2 separate regions of the Homo sapiens genome follow, and region 2 is linked to region 1. A link is a loop called in an ENCODE intact Hi-C map of the cell type or tissue named here. Cell type or tissue: mammary epithelial cell. All regions are shown on one strand. Each heading gives the region's core, and the rest is flanking DNA. Links, peaks and the distances in the headings are about the cores only. Region 1 overlaps NFYA (nuclear transcription factor Y subunit alpha). Region 2 overlaps TREM1 (triggering receptor expressed on myeloid cells 1).

Region 1 (5,381 bases), core at 294-5,293:
CAGATAACTGAGTCAGATATTTCATGTATAGCATGTATAGTAGAAAAGGGGATGAAAACCATAAAAAAATATATTTTTGGCCGGGCGCGGTGGCTCATGCCTGTAATCCCAGCACTTTGAGAGGCCGAGGCAAGCTGATCACAAGGTCAAGAGATCAAGAACATCCTGGCCAACATGGTGAAGCCCCGTCAAAATACAAAAATTAGGTGGGCATGGTGGCGCATGCCTGTAATCCCAGCTACTCGGGAGGCTGAGGCAGAGAATCGCTTGAACCCAGGAGGCGGAGGTTGCAGTGAGCTGAGATTGCGCCACTGCACTGCACTCCAGCCTGGCGACAGAGTGAGACTCTGTCTCAAAAAAATAATTTTTTTTTTTAAGGACTACATCGTTCTTTGTTAGTATCTTTGGGATCTGTTGAATTGTGTCATTACTTATTTCCTCCAGACACAGCAGCAGATTGCTGTCCAGGGACAGCAAGTGGCACAGACTGCTGAAGGGCAGACCATCGTCTATCAACCAGTTAATGCAGATGGCACCATTCTCCAGCAAGGTAAGTGTACCCATAAGCTTCCCTAGGACTTTTTGGGGCAACTTTTTTGTCCCTTAGACAACTGACATCTTTAGAATTTGAGTGGTGAACTTGACACTACATATTTTTTGGACAAAAAAAAAAAAGATTTCCTCTAGCTCTCCATTGATTGTTGGTTTCTTGTCACCATCTGTGACCAACAGTGATTCCATGTGTAGCAGTTTCTATAGTGGTTGCTAATCTAGGGATTGTGTAAGCTTTTAGGGAAGAAGTGTTTCTAAACAGAAGAATAGAAATAGGGAGTTCATTGGTAAAGAGAGAAATAGATCAAAAATCAAGTTGGCTTTAGAGTGCTATTGCTGCTTATGTTTTTTTCTGGGTCATTCCATTACTTTAAATGACTATTATGTATACAGCACTTTTACTAAGAAGGGTCCTCAAAGAGCCTCTAGTCTAGTAAGAAAGACGTGAACAAATAAATACAATGCAGGGCCCTCATGGAAGTATGTTCTAGGAATAGATAACATAAATAATAGATGTTTGGTCTGGGAGGAGGAGTGCAGAAACTGAACTTGAAGGCTTTTGGAAGCACCTGTTAGTCAAATAGTTAAATCAAAAAAGGACATCTTTGTTAGATTCCATGACTTTGTGATTGCAAATTTGCAATATACAGGATCCAGAGAGTGCACTAACTGTGTGCTCTTGTATTACTCCAGGGAGGCCCTGAACTGGATTGAGCCCAGGCAAGAGCTCAAACAGAATGGTGAACAAATCCTCAAGTGCTGCTATTGATAGTCTGGGGACTTGGAATGCTTGGTTTAATTTTAAGTTTTAATACTACAACTGACTCATTGTCAGTTTGAGATAAACAAAGTATAAGTTTTAAAATCTCTGTCCTGAAGCAGATTGCTCATTATGTACAAGAGCAGTAGGTATAGCTGTAGTCAGACTGACCTGTAGAAGAGGAGGCCTCCAAACCTTTTCACCTTTTGAAAACTGCTAAGGATAGAGTTACTCAAAACTGGGACCTAGACAGTTAATAGAATTTCAAAGATTGTGATTACTTAGATTATATATAGCACACCACAGTGGGAGAGTACTTTTTCTCCCCTTGTGTTTTTCAGTGTGTTTTGCCAGGATCGGTGAGTGTATACCAGATAGAAGAGGGACTAACTATGTTCCCTTCTTTCTGTTCTGTGTGCCTGTTTTTTGTTTGTTTTATGTTTTGTTTTCTTAAAGTTACAGTCCCTGTTTCAGGCATGATCACTATCCCAGCAGCCAGTTTGGCAGGAGCACAGATTGTTCAAACAGGAGCCAATACCAACACAACCAGCAGTGGGCAAGGGACTGTCACTGTGACACTACCAGTGGCAGGCAATGTGGTCAATTCAGGAGGGATGGTCATGGTAAGAAAATGTATTTTTCAGCTTTGTCTTTGAAATTTTCTTGAACATGCAACTTGATGCCTCCTAAAATTTATTATGTTGACCTCTTGGGATTGAGATCGATCCTTAAGGCACTGTCGGTAATCTACTTTGACAATAACATTATGACAAACCATAATTCATTCTGAGCACCTACTATGTGCCAGGGACTATTCACCAGGGACTATTCTAGATGCTGGAGATAAAGCAATGGATAAATAGTGATTTTATGGAATTCTTTTCAGAATTCAAATAACGAAGGGAATTATATACTAATCTTTGAGAAGTGGAAAGTAGTATTGCCCATGATGGACAAAATAAGAAATAAGCTAAAAATTAGAAAGATTGTAATTGATAGAGAAACCAAAAAAAAAGTGTCATGTAAATGTATTGGGAAGATAGGAAGATTTGGGTGGTGTAACTGAAAGCTAAATCCTCATATGTCAAAATAGGATGTTAAAATGCATAAATTAAGAATGAGTAACAGAAGTCTGCACAGAGGTGGAGGAAGCTATGAAAAGAAACAGAACCAACCCTGGCTCAGTGGCATGCACCTGTAGTCCTAGCTACTTGGGAGGCTAATCCAGGAGGATGGCTTAAGTCCAGGAGTTTGAGCTCAGCCTGGGCAATGTAGAGAGACCTCGTTTCTACGAATTGAATGAAAAATAAATAATTTTTATAAAAGATTCAATACAGTTATTCAAAGCGGTTGTATTTGGGAAAGAGCTGTGGGGTACAGGACTCTGTTACTTGTTTTTACCTACATTTAGTACAGTGTTTTGGTGTTTTTTAAGAAAAATTAGGATTGAATTATAAGTTAACTATTATTTTTATAAATATAGGCATTTAGTAGCACTTGGTCTATCTATTTTTGTGCTGTTTTTTTGTCTTATGACTACTGTTCCTGACCATTAGATGGCAGCAGAAATATCTAGAGCCATGGGTGGACATGAATTAGGGCATGGTTATATAGTTTCTCAGAGTGGCACCTGAATCTCCTATGACACAGTCATCTGGGGTGTTTGTTTAAAGTGCAGATCTTTAGTATAAATTTCTCCAGGGATCCGCATTTACCCAAGTACCCTATAAAAATTACTTTTTGTGGCATTTACAAAAAAAATGGATGAAGAGGAACCAAGAAACTGTTTCTATGTCCATACTTCATGCCACCAATAAGCTCTGGTTTCCTGTTCACACAGATGGTTCCTGGGGCTGGCTCTGTGCCTGCTATCCAAAGAATCCCTCTACCTGGAGCAGAGATGCTTGAAGAAGAGCCTCTCTACGTGAATGCCAAACAATACCACCGTATTCTTAAGAGGAGGCAAGCCCGAGCTAAACTAGAGGCAGAAGGGAAAATTCCAAAGGAGAGAAGGGTATGTATAACATTGGGAAGGATATAGGAAAGGAGAATAGCAGGGTTCTACTTTTGAAATTATCTTTTATATGGCTTGTTTTCTCACGTACCTTCCAAACAATTGACGTTAGATACTTGTTGTCTCTTTTGTAAGAGTTAGCATTTGTTATTACTAATATGCAGCTGCAGTTATAATAACGAAAACAAACAGTGGCTTAAATAAGATGTTATTCCTTTTCATACATAAAAGTAGTCCAGAGATAAATTATCCTGGACTGGTAGCACATTTTCACAGTTCTCAAGACCTGTTTCACTGCTTTAATATTGCTAGTGTGCTGTTCATGGTCCAAGATTCCTGCTTAGGCTCCAGCCTAGGAAGAAAGGGAACAAGAAAGGTACCCTTTCTTTTTTTTTTTTTTCCTGAGACTCAGTCTTGCTCTGTCATCCAGGCCGGAGTGCAGTGGCACAATCTCAGCTCACTGCAACCTGCACCTTCCATGTTCAAGTGATTCTCCTGCCTCAGCCTCCTGAGTAGCTGGGATTACAGGTGTGCGCCACCACGCCCAGCTTATTTTTGTGTTTTTAGTAGAGACGGGGTTTCACCATGTTGGCCAGGCTGGTCTCGAACTCCTGACCTCAGGTGATCCACCTGCCTGGGCCTCCCAAAGTGCCGGGATTATAGGCGTGAGCCACCATACCCGGCCAGGTACCCTTTCTTTCAAGGAAACTTTGAAGAAGTTGTGTACCTTCCACTAGCCGGAATTTAGTTACCTGATCACACCTAACATGCAGATAAGGCTAGGAAAGTCCAGCCTGGTGTGGTGGCAAATGCCTGTAGTCCTACTTGGAAGGCAGAGGCAGGAGGATCACATGAGCCGAGGAATTCAAGGCTGCAGTGATTCATGATCATGCCACTGCAGTCCAACAGCAAGGGTGTCAGAGTGAAACCCTGTTTCTAGAAAATAATAATAATAAACTTTAATGCTAGGAAAGTCTTTTTACTGAACACTCATTTGCTCAAACGAAATTTGGCCTGTTATTAAAGCAGAGGAAAGTGTATATATTGTGAAGTGTAGGTGGTAGTCTGTTATTTTTTTTAAAAAAAATTCATACTATAAGCATTCACAGTCTTACAGTAGTTATATATGGTTAGCTATATTACTTACTAGGTGTTTTCTCCAAAGCTTCCATCGTCATTCTAAGTCATAATTGTCCCTTGTGACTTTGATCCCAGCTGTCTTAAACTTTGGAGAATGGAATTTGTGCACTAGATAACTGTGCTGGTTCTGGATAGTATTAATAGTTAAATGGTTTTATTTCTCGTTTTAGAAATACCTGCATGAGTCTCGGCACCGTCATGCCATGGCACGGAAGCGTGGTGAAGGTGGACGATTTTTCTCTCCAAAGGAAAAGGATAGTCCCCATATGCAGGTAGGAAGACATATACATTTTATTCTTCTCTTTATTACCTTGTATTGACTTGAGTTGAAGCCTTCAGCAGTGTCCTCTTGCTATTTTCCTACTCTGGGACTACTCACATTCTCTAAACTGGATGCAATCTTATGTCTCTTTAGATTATCTTTTATCTTAAAACCACTAGGCCAGACTTGGTGGCTCATGCCTGTAATCCCAACACTTTGGGAGGCTGAGGTGGGAAGCCCAGGATTTCAAGACCAGCCTGGGCAACATGGCAAAACTCCATCTCTACAAAAAAATACAAAAACTAGCCAGGCCTGGTGATGCATGCCTGTAGTCCCAGCTACTTGGAGGGTTGAGATGCTCTTCGTCTTTGTCACTTATTACTATTCATTCTTTCTTGAAAATCACACTTTTCTTAATTTTCAAGGAACAAGTTTTATTTTTATTGAACAGGTTTTATTACCCCATCACAAATATAATTTGAATGTTTACTTTTTTCCCTTCTAACTGATGTGAGCCTGGTCTAATCCTCTCTTCTTTGGCTTAGATTTATAAAATAGCTGCTTAATTTGGTTTCCCTTCTTCCACTTTTGTTCCCCTCTAGCCTACTCTCCACATCCTAGTGTGATCTTTTTAAAATGTTTATCCTATCAAG
Region 2 (5,381 bases), core at 186-5,185, 190 kb after region 1:
CTGTCCAGGAGAGGCACTGGAGGGAGACAGTCGGGCTGATCAGCCCATCCTCCTCCCTGTGATGTGGTAGGGAGAGAGGACTCTGGCCAGGAAACCCGCTCTCTATTCTCAGTACCGTACCCTGCCTACTGGGATGGTCATCTCACCTCTTTAGCTCGGTTTCCTCACCTATAAACCGAGAAGAATCCACCCGTAGTGAAAATCTCATCATGAATTTTATAGATTTTGGCGAAATGATTCTAAGGTTTCTGGGTAAACATCAATAGGTATCATAATAAAAAGATGCAAAGGAGTGAGGGCACTTGGCCAGTTCCATCAGCAGACATGCAAGCAGATGAGAGCACAAGGATGTGGCATGGTAAGACACAGGGACAGACAGATGGCAATGGAACACAAAGGCCAGATGCAGAGCCAGTGCTATGCAGGAACATAATGTCTAAGGAAATCAGAGGTCCAGTGGATAAGCCGGACGTGGTAGCATGCACCCATGGTCCCAGCTACTTGGAGAGGCAGGAGGATCATTTAGTAAATAGTCTTGCAGTATCTGGACAGCAACATGGTAACGGTGTAGGCTTTTCTACAGTTTATAGCATGTAGCAGAATAAATCTTCCCCCGGACTAAACATTTAAATAAAATAAAAAAAAAACAATCCAAGAAAAGTCACCAGGAAATAGAATCAAACACATTAAGGAATAAAGCAAAGCAATTGATTTAAAATCAACACACCCACCTATACAAAACTTAAAACCACATGCACAAACTAGCAAAGAGGGAAACGGCGTAAAGGAGCTAGAAAGCAGAAAACTGCCTATTTGCCTGAAATCCACCCCCATTCAAGGGCCCTGACTTGTAGCACAGGGGACTACATTCCCAAGCCTGACTGGTCGAGTTCAGCAACTGGTGGGGGACAGGGGGCAGAGACGGGGGCAGGGATGGGGCAGAGAGACAGGCAGCAAGGGGCAGGGAGCCAGCATCTCTCTCACCCCTCACATGGTGGCGCACTCAGCATCCTCAGCATCTGCCCCGATTCCAGTGCTGCAACCTGAATGTCCTGGCTTCCGGGCTCTGCTCACTGCACCTCCTCCCCAAGTCTCTCCTGCCAGTGCTCTGCATTATCCACTCTGAGTGCTTTACCATTTTCCTATGCTGAACTCCTGGGGCATGTCCACTCCCAACAGGCCACCATCTGCATTTTTTTCGAGGCTGCACACAAGCTACCAACCCCCTGAAGGGCCAGGAATTCATGTGCTTGGCCTTGGTTAGAGCTGCCCTTGCTCAGTTACTGCCCCTTATAGGGACAACTCCAAATGTGACCCAGGAGTCCCCAGAGCTCCTTAACAAGACTGAGCCAGAGTTATCCTGTGAGATACCCCTTGGTTATGACACGCTTGCTTGGCTTCCTTCCCTTCCTGGTCCCACTTCCTCAATGGCTTTGCCAGAAATCACTTCCTAAAACATTTTTCTTTTTGTCTTTTTTTTTTTTTTTTTTTTTTAGAGAGAAAGAGAGCAGGATCTTGCTCTGTTGCCCAGGCTGGAGTACAGTGGCTTGATCACAGCTCACTGAAGCCTTGATCTCCCAGGCTCAAGTGATCCTCCTGCCTCAGCCTCCCGAGTAGCTGGGACCATGGGTGCATGCCACCATGCCCTGCTAATTTTTTTATTATTTTTTTGTAAAGACGGAGTCTTGCTATGTTGCCCAAGCTAATCTCAAATTCCTGGGCTCAAGTGATTCTCCCACCTCAGCCTGCCAAAGTGCTGGGATTATATGTGTGAGCCACAACACCTAGTCCTAAAACATTTTAACAAGACTTTACAGCTTGCTTCTGGGGAAACTACCTAGAGATAGGGTGATAGTGGCTACCTCTGCAGTGCCTCTCCATCCCCAGGATAGCGTCTCAGCTCTTCCATCACCTGGGCAAACAATTCCCTGCATTAAATTCCTTCGTTTCATGGCTGGATGTGGTGGCTCACACTTGTAATCCCAGCACTTTGGGAGGCCGAGGTGGGAGGATCACTTGATCCCAAGAATTCGAGATCAGCCTGGGCAACACAGGGAGACCCCCATCTCTACAAAAATAATAAAAAGTATTAGCTGTCCTGGTGGTATGCACCTGTGGTCCCAGCTACTTGGGAGGCAAAGGTGGGAGGAGGTTGAGGCTACAGTGAGCCATGATCGTGCCACTCCACTCCAGCCTGATTGACAGAGTGAGACCGTGTCTCAAAAAAAAAAAGAAAAGAAAAAGAAAAAAAGCTTCTTCTTTTCAAACAGCTAGTGTGGATTCCACTTTCCAGACTGGATTTTGGCTGAAAGGATAGTTCATATTAGATGATAGATAAAGTTAACAGATAAAAGAGAGATGCAGTCTCTAGCAGCAAGGCAGGAGAATAGGGTCTGGAGGCAGGAACGTAAGACCAATTCATGCTGAATCATGGAGCAACACCAAGGTCTAGGGGCAAGAAATCTAGGATGGATTCGTGCTGACTTCCCATAGCTGGATCAAAAGGAAAACTCCTGGGGCTGGGGTCAGGGAACCTAAGGCCAATTAACATAAACTTTCTAAAGCTAAAACAAAAGGAAAAACCCCATCTCCCCATGCCCCAGCAGCAAAGAATCAAAGGCTACTCTCCCTACAGCCCTCCCCCTTCCACCACGTCTCAGCTGGAAAGGGAGAGTGTCTTAGATTGGCCCTGAGCCAAGCAGAGACGACCATCCCTTTACCCACAGAGGGCGCCAATTCACCTTAGCCTTTAGTTAGCCACAAACCAAATGCTTCATCCAGATAAGGGGTAACTGGGAGGAACTTCACGTGGAGTACTTAAAACCCAGAAAACTTTGTAACTTGGCCCTTGAGCCACTTGCGTGGGGCCACTTCTACCCTGGGGAGCGCTTTCTCGCTTAAATAAATTCCTGCTTTCACTGCTTCATTCCTTTGTTACTTTGTGCGTCTTCTCCAATACTTTGATTAAAAGGCCCAGAACCTGGACAGCTTACACTTAAGGCCCTCCTTCCGGTAAAAGTAAGAATATGGGCAAAGATTATGTTCTCTTAACTTATGTATTGCAAAATGAAAGTAGAGGAAAAAAAAAAATTGACTCTTAGTAGATCATTCGTTTGATTTATTCCACAGAAGTTTAATGAGCACTTTGTTCCCCAAACAACATAATGGGGAAAAAGGCACTGCCACTACCCATATGGAGGTGGAGTCTACACTCATAGAGAAATTAGAGCAGGCACCAGTTCACATTTGTTTTAGCAGGAATGTGATTTAACTCACACTATTTAATGATTTAAAAGACTAAATCCGTGTCTGTAAGCCTGCCATGACACTGCTTTATTTATGCTTAATGGATCACACTGCAAATTGTTTCCAATCTTTTGGAAGACCATTGGTAGATGCTATTTGTATACAAAATGATATCAGTGTTTAAATTATCTCATGGAAATTTCGAGTTAATTATTTAAAAGAAGAAAAATATATCTGCAAGAATATGTTTATCTCAGAGTTATCAACACTATATCAATGTCTAAGAACAGGCCAATGGTTATGTAAGTTATGGCTTTCCCAATTGATAGAAAAATATGCACTCATTGAAATTATATTTATGAAATTTAGGTAGCAGCATCAAAGAATAATTTCAGCAAGGAAAAGAATAAAAACATGTATAATTAGACTTACTGCCATATTAAAATATGTATAAACATGAATAAAGACTAGAAGAGAATATGAGAAAAAAGACATGTTAGACTAGTGGTGATGTGGAAAAGTATTTCCATCCTGATAATTCAGTATTTAATGATAAACACATTCTAATATAAATCAACATTTAATAACTGTAAAGAGGTGTGAAATTGCTAAGTTAGTGGTTCTTAAGTTTGCCTACACATTAGAAATCTCCTAAACATCTTATTAAAAATACTGAGAGGGACCTCATCTGCAAAAATTCTGATTCTATTTATCTATAATTGGGCACATGCAACAATGTTATTTAAAAAACAATAAGGCAAAAACCAATACTGCATTTAGCCCCAGCTCCAGCTCCTGCTGAGAGTTATTAGGTGGACAATGTCTTCCAGCTTTGGGTTTCTACCATGCCTACTGAATTGTCAAAGAAGCTAAAGCCAGAGAGGGTTCCTGACTCACCCAAAGTCACATTCAGTTAGTCAGGCCAACACTAGATCCAGGGCCCCTCACTCAGAGTGCTTTCCCACTGCCCATCAGGCCCCTGGGGTTGGATGAGCTCCACTGGAACTTGGGGAAGATGCCATTTCCCTCTCTTTAATACTCAGGTTGCAAGGAAACAAAGAAGGTGAACTGGGGAGAAGGACAGCCTGGCTGAGAGCCTCCCCTATTCTCCATCACCACTTCCTTCTTCCCCTGGACATTTCTACCCAGACTAATGTGACTCAAGTCTTCTCCTGCCCCACCCTCCCCTTTCCCTCACTTTCACATCCTCTCAGCACACAGACTGGGAAACAAAGGGCTCAGTGTCCAAACCAGGGGCCCAGGGACCTGGAAACTATACCTGATGATATCTGTCACATTTGTAAGGTTGATTTCAGAGTCAGGAGTGGAGACATCGGCAGTTGACTTGGGTGGAGCTTGGGTCACAGTTCTGGGGCTGGTATAGAGTGGGCACAAGGCCTTAGTGGTGGTAGGAGGAATCTTATACACATTCTGGGTAGAATTCTCATTGGAGCCAGGGGTCCCTGAAAAACCTGCAAGAAGACACATTGGATGGATGGATGGACAGATGGATGATGAATGGGTGGATGGGTGGGTGAATGGATGTATGGATGTATGGATGAAAATGTGGATGAGTTGATGGACGGGTAGGTGGTACGGTAAATGAAGCTGAGGAGGGAAATGAGCATGGCCCAAATGCAAAGTTTTCCTTTGCTAAAGCCAAAGAAATACTGTGGAGTCAACCTGAGTCAGAAATCGAAAAAAGGAAAGAAGAAAAAAAGGGCAGGAAGTGAGGGAGAGCAGAAAGAGAGAAGAAGAAAGGAATTTTTTGTCATTCGTACTGTTGGAAATGAACTTGCCTTCTGTTCTTCACCAATTCTTGTGCCCCAACCTTCTCCAAGAATAATTCCAGGCTTACTTGATTCACTCTGCCTTTCGTTCACCTGGCTTATGGCATATTGCTTTAAAAGTTATCTTTTATTAATATATTGTGTGTGCACCTTGTCTTCCTCAGGCTTAGAATTCCCCAGGTGCTGGGAACTTGAGCCTGCTTCCCTTTCCTCTGTCTTCCATAATTCATTCCTTAATGCAACATCTCCTGAGGGCCTACTTTGTGTCAGAAACTACATTATTTGCTAGGGGTGCAGAGCCCAGGAAGGCACAGGTGCTTCCCTCAAGCAGTTCTGAAATGAATA

What was found. Peaks named below come from ENCODE experiments on the same cell type or tissue, not always from the same donor. Only the 100,000 strongest peaks of a DNase experiment are listed, where the experiment ranks them.
Region 2: it touches region 1 in a loop (2.8-fold over the local background); 1 of 110 quality-filtered maps calls a loop at or near these places.

What each region holds. Positions count from the first base shown.
Region 1 is chr6:41,089,760-41,095,140 of GRCh38, forward strand. It overlaps NFYA (nuclear transcription factor Y subunit alpha), which reads left to right. Exons shown (of 10, transcript NM_002505.5): 6 at 445-550; 7 at 1,769-1,935; 8 at 3,153-3,326; 9 at 4,637-4,738. It also overlaps a transcript of OARD1 not described here. Among named protein-coding and RNA genes, the nearest start is that of NFYA, 19 kb to the left of the region's middle. In mammary epithelial cell, for the core only: a CTCF peak has its summit at 2,880 (motif pointing right); no DNase peak of the experiment used is centred there; H3K27ac peaks cover 275 bases.
Region 2 is chr6:41,276,436-41,281,816 of GRCh38, forward strand. It overlaps TREM1 (triggering receptor expressed on myeloid cells 1), which reads right to left. Exons shown (of 4, transcript NM_018643.5): 3 at 4,526-4,718. Among named protein-coding and RNA genes, the nearest start is that of TREM1, 7.6 kb to the right of the region's middle. In mammary epithelial cell, for the core only: a CTCF peak has its summit at 2,718 (motif pointing right); a DNase peak (open chromatin) is centred at 4,446.